Regions from separate parts of the Homo sapiens genome. Here region 2 is linked to region 1. Evidence: chromatin contacts called from ENCODE Hi-C or POLR2A ChIA-PET data. All regions are on one chromosome and are shown on one strand. Each heading gives the region's core, a stretch centred on a gene start or an enhancer-like site at or near the end of the contact. The rest is flanking DNA. Distances are from core to core; before and after follow the strand shown. Region 1 overlaps N4BP2 (NEDD4 binding protein 2). Region 2 has its middle 43 kb from the start of RBM47.

What was found. A loop is a pair of places that touch in the nucleus more often than their neighbours do. ChIA-PET counts read pairs that join two places held with the same protein, here RNA polymerase II (POLR2A). Pooled maps may share reads with other maps.
Region 2: a pooled map shows a loop between it and region 1 (2.6-fold over the local background). The contact joins two enhancer-like sites. A Hi-C loop is called at or near these places in 3 of 50 pooled maps. POLR2A ChIA-PET finds 5 or more read pairs at or near these places in 2 of 52 experiments (HEK293 and activated CD8-positive, alpha-beta memory T cell).

What each region holds. Positions count from the first base shown.
Region 1 is chr4:40,120,353-40,123,052 of GRCh38, reverse strand. It overlaps N4BP2 (NEDD4 binding protein 2), which reads right to left. Exons shown (of 18, transcript NM_018177.6): 9 at 744-2,700. Among named protein-coding and RNA genes, the nearest start is that of N4BP2, 65 kb to the right of the region's middle. Within about 2 kb of position 1,357, at least 4 of the 41 ENCODE cell types and tissues checked have a DNase peak (open chromatin) inside an H3K27ac peak, as active enhancers do.
Region 2 is chr4:40,671,780-40,674,479 of GRCh38, reverse strand. No RefSeq gene overlaps it. Among named protein-coding and RNA genes, the nearest start is that of RBM47, 43 kb to the right of the region's middle. RefSeq lists an enhancer at 999-2,198. Within about 2 kb of position 1,424, at least 13 of the 41 ENCODE cell types and tissues checked have a DNase peak (open chromatin) inside an H3K27ac peak, as active enhancers do.

The DNA of each region.
Region 1 (2,700 bases), core at 108-2,607:
CTTATGCATCACAAAACTAACTTGTACTATTAATTCCTAACTTATGCTTCTATTTACTAAATCTTAGAGTATTTCTATTTATGTTATATGCTATGTTACTGTCTTCACACTTCTTGACTACTGCAGTTATACAAAGCTTCACAGTAAATCTAAGTTATTCCTTTCCATGAGTCTAAATATGTTTACTTTATTCATTTCTATTAGTCAAGACTTTTCAATAAATATGTTCTAAAAAATTAATCTTGTCTTAAATGTATCTGGAGTAGCACCAAAGGATTTTAAAAGGTTCATCCGTACAATTAAGTGTGAAGTAAATACCAGAGAAAACGTTCAAACTATGTATGGGATAAATACAAACTCCATATAAATATTCTCTATTTCTTCCTATTGTATTTTTTAAAGTCCTCCAGAAATGTGTCAAAAATAAGGCACTATGTGAAGTTAGGCAACATAAAATTACTTTTGCATTTCAGTTAACATAGAATATAATTTTACAATCAAAATAGAACTCTCTAGCCAGGTACGGTGGCACATGCCTATAATCCCAGCTACTCTGGAGGCTGAGGCAGGAGAATCACTTGAACCTGGGAGGCAGAGGTTGCAGTGAGCCAAGATTGAGGCACTGCACTCCAGCCTGGGCAACAGAGCGAGACTCCATCTCAGAAAAAAAAAAAATACAAAATAGAACCCTCTGTAGTCTAGTCACACAAAGACACACACATGGTCATTTACTTTTTCCTTACCTGAATCAATACCAACAGGACCAAATAATTCATTAAGTTGAAAAGCCAGTTCAGGGGGTAATGCCAATTCCAGACAGTCTATGGTCAGAGATTTGGCCATCGCTGGAGTGGGATTCAATATCTCGGTTTTATCTTCCCCACTAACTCCAGCTGATAAACTACTTCCTGCCATTAGAATTTCCTTCATTTCCTTCTCATCTTCATTCATAAATTCTTCTTCATCTGAAAATTTCACATAATCCTTTGGAAAATTTTCATTTCTCTTTATTTCAAGAGAATCAGTAAAATAAATTTCTTCATTTAATTCAAGATTTGAAGTACTAGATACAAAGTTAAAAATATCAGAGAAATGTGAAGGAGAATGTATGTTGTCTCCAGTCTCTGTGACTACTAGGTTTTTTTCTGTTTCACTCATATCTTTAGGAGTAGTAGCTTTTAGAATACCTGGAAAGGACTGCTTACTGCTATATAAAAGTTCTTCCTGGCTGTTAGGAAGTATGTCATTATTATTCTTTAGACCCACAGCAGCACTGGGAAATATACTTGTCATCGATTCATGGTTTTCAGGAGTGACAGCTCTCATTTCCGCCTGCTCTGAGTTTCCTCTTTCTGCATCACAAGTAGACTGTGAGTCAGCGTTACTAATACCAATCCCATGGCTAAACTCTGGCACAGGAGAATTAGAATTCTCTAAAGTTCCTCTTTGGCTAATAATTTCTTTCAAATTCAACCCCAGAGAAAAAGGCCCAATTTGTGATCCATCACACGATTTTTGGAAATTCTCAAACTCTGTATCCTCACATAACTTAGTTTCAGAATCCAACAAAAGGCTTGTGGCCCAAATAATATCTTTATTGCACCTCTCATATAAGTCTTTCAGGGCTTCTAATGAAAAGGATCCAAACAGTTTACAAAGAATGTTAAGATTTTCAGATTCATCTGCACTGGTAAGCTCACTTTCTTCAACAAACGTGCTTTTATCATACATTACTCTATATGGAATTGCTTCTTGAACGTCTGATTTTGTGTTAATATTGAAAACTTTCGGCTTAAATCCATCTAATCTTCCTGTTAATACTTTGATAGAATCTGAAATGCTAATTTTATTCTTTTCTATTTTCCATAAAAGAGCAAAATCCTGTGGTTCAGTCTGGGTGCACATGCCTACTTCTTTTCCAGGGTCTCTCTTAGGCATTTGCTCTTGACATTCAGCTAACGTTTGTGGTTCTACTACTCCAGAAACAGTTGGTGCACTATTGGTAAAAGTAAGAGGCAACGATGTGTGTTGCCCATGACTCTTTTTACTTAGACAAGTCTGACTCTCACAGGTCATTTCACTGAGCAGCATTTCAGAACTTCCTAGATTGGAGCTACCCAATGTCTTTAGTTTTTGAGAGCTTGTGCCCCAACAGGCCTCATGTGCTGTAGATAAGGATATTTCATTCATTTTGTCATTTGTTCCAATTTCTAGGTTGGGCTCACTTAAACCAGTCTTTGGCATTCTTGATCTGTGTTCCCTCTGAGCTAAAGAATCAGATGAAGGCCAGTCACCCATAATGTTGAATGAGTTTTTGTCAATATTTTTATAAGCATCATATTTATAGCTATTGAGTGGCTCTGAAGCATCATCACACTGTGACTTTCTGCCATCCTCTACACTTTCATGTGGAGATCCTCGTTGCTGGACACAATCTGTATTCACAGATACACTGTTAACTAATTTGTGTGACTGAGGGTAATTATACTTTTTGTCGCTTTGTACGGATGAAGTTTTTTCAGTTTTTCTGTTCCTTTTTGTCCTCTGACCAATAGTCTTATCAACTGGCCAGTCACCAACAAAATTTGATAGCTCATGTCTTGGGAACTTTTCCAAAGTCGATTTGCTTTTTTGTTTCCCAAAGGCTTTTTTCGTTACTGTTGCTCTTTCTTCCACTATTTCACCAGGTGAGGATTTTTC
Region 2 (2,700 bases), core at 175-2,674, 550 kb before region 1:
TGTTTGGAGTCTGATCTTTTTTTTTTTTTTGAGACGGAGTCTCGCTCTGTCACCCAGCCTGGAGTGCAGTGGCGTGATCTCCGCTCACTGCAACTTCCGCCTTCCCAGTTCAAGCTATTCTCTTGCCTCAACCTCCTGAGTAACTGGGATTACAGGCACACGCCACCACGCCTGGCTAATTTTGTATTTTTAGTAGAGACAGGGTTTCTCCATGTTGGTCAGGCTGGTCTTGAACTCCCGACCTCAGGTGATCCGCCTGCCTCGGCCTCCCAAAGTGTTGGGATTATAGGCATGAGCCACAGCCCTGGCACCGGAGTCTGGTCTTATACTTGATTCACTGAGTAGCTCAGTTACTTAGTTGCTCCCTGCATCAAAGAGGCTCTTATAGTAATAGCAGCTATTAGCAGCTGGCAACTATTTTACACACATACATCATCTCTAATTTTCAAAAGAGTTCTGCAAGGAAGGCATTTGTTGTAGGCAGAATGTCTAAAATGGACCCTAAAGATGTCCTTTATCTCTGGAACCTGTGAATATGATGAGATTTCACTCTGATGATTATATTATGTTGTATGGCACAGTTGACCTTAAGAAAGAGTGATTATCTGGGTGAACATGAGCTGCTAAAGCAGAAAGCGGCAGGCATGGTGGCCCATGCCTGTAATCCCAGCACTTTGGGAGGTCAAGGCAAGAGGATCACTTGAGCCCAGGAGTTTAAAATCAGCCTGGGCAACATAGCGAGATCCCCACTCTACAAAATAAATAAGTAGATAAAAAAAAGAATAAAAGCAGAGAGCTTTCTCTGGCTGAGAGCAGAAGTCAGATGTTTTCCAAGTGTCAGAAGGGTTAGGTGTGTAGTTGCTGCTTTGGAATAGAGGGTCACTGTGGAGGAAGGGGGCAGGCTTAAGGAGCTGAGAAATGGCCTCTGCTGACAGCCAGTGAGGAAACAAGGCCTCGGTCCCACAACTGCAGGAACCTACATTCTGCTGACAACAGGGATGAGCTTGGAGGAAGACCCTGAGCTCTAGGTGAGGACACGGACAACCAACATCTTGATTTCAGCGTTTCAAGGCTCTTAGCAGAAAACCTGGTTACGCCATCTGGGGCCTCTGGCCTACAGCACTGTGAAATGATGAGTGGGAGTAGCTCTTACCCTCTAGATCTGTGCTAATTTATTACACAGCAGTAGAAAACTAATAAAGCATTCATACCCTCCTCCTGCAGAGGAGGAAACTGAGGTTCAAGGAAGTTTAGTAAATGTGGTGAAAACTATCTTGAGAATGTGGTTAGGGCAGGATTTGATGCAGGCAGACAGACCTACCCACGTCACCATTCAGTAATGTGTTAACCAACCAAGATCCACAGGATGCAAAAGGAATAAAGCTCTTGATAGAGGGAAGGATGACTCAGCTTTCTACTCAGTTTTAGAATGACTCGGATTCTTATTTACTATTGGCTGAACAATGGCTTGGGTTTCTGCAAGGATCTTGATCTGTGGGAGTGGCTCCCACGTATCTGCTCTGTTGAGATGTATTAGCTTGTCTCCTTTTTTCGCTACAAGCATTAGATGACTGATTTCCAAACGAGTGAAGCTGAATGGATTTAGCCAGATTAACATTCTAACAGCAAGAAACAGGGGAAGAAAAGGCAAATCCTGGGGCGCTTTGTTAACACACGGAATCACTCACACAAACATACTCAGGAAAAGCCTTCTCTCCGAGGCCTAGCTTTGTAGATATTCAGCTTCCTGAAGACACGCCAGTTTTAAAAGGAGGAGTTCCAAAGAGCACTTACCATCAGGACCTGGCCCCAGCTCTTCATGTGACCTTTCCTTCCTCTTTCCGGCTCACTCCACTCCAGCCGCAGGACCTCTGGACCCTCCCTTGAGTTATGCTAAACTCCTGCCTGCCTTGGGCCACTGTGCCTCTGTTCTCTTTGGCGTGGAATATTCTTTCTCTAGTTCATGTCGTTAATTCACTCAGATCTCTGCTCAAGTGGCATCTGACTGGAGTGTCTTTCCCTGACCAACTTATTTAAAGCAGCGCTGTTCCCTGCCCGTCACTGTCTCCTTATCCTGCTTTATTCTTTTTTTTTTTTTTTTTTTGAAGAGGGGGTCTTGCCCTGTCTCCCGGGCTGGGGTGCAGTGGCACGATCTCGGCTCACTGCAACCTTCACCTCCCAGGTTCGAGCGATTCTCGCGTCTCAGCCTCCCAAGTTGCTGGGACTACAGGTACGTGCCACCATGCCTGGCTAATTTTTGTATTTTTAGTAGAGATAGGGTTTCACCATGTTGGCCAGGCTGGTCTCGAACTCGTGACCTCAGGTGATTCACCCACCTTGGCCTCCCAAAGTGCTGAGATTACAGGCGTGAGCCACCGCGCCGGCCCCTGCTTTATTCTTCTTCATAGCACTTTGGCTACCTGATATGCCTCAGATGTACAAATATGTTTATTTGTTTGTCATTGCCTTTCTCCCGCATGAGGTTTTGTTTTATTCATTGCTGTATTCCCAGTATCCACAATAATTTACAGCACATAGTAGGGAATCAAATATTTGTTGAATGAATTAATGAATCAAGAACAAAAGCACTGCATCTGTTAAATGATTTGGCATTCCTGAGCTATTTCTGCACCTAATCTCTCTCTCTCTCTCAGGGGTATTTGCTAATGGGTCTAATATGGGAAAGATACTTAATTCCAT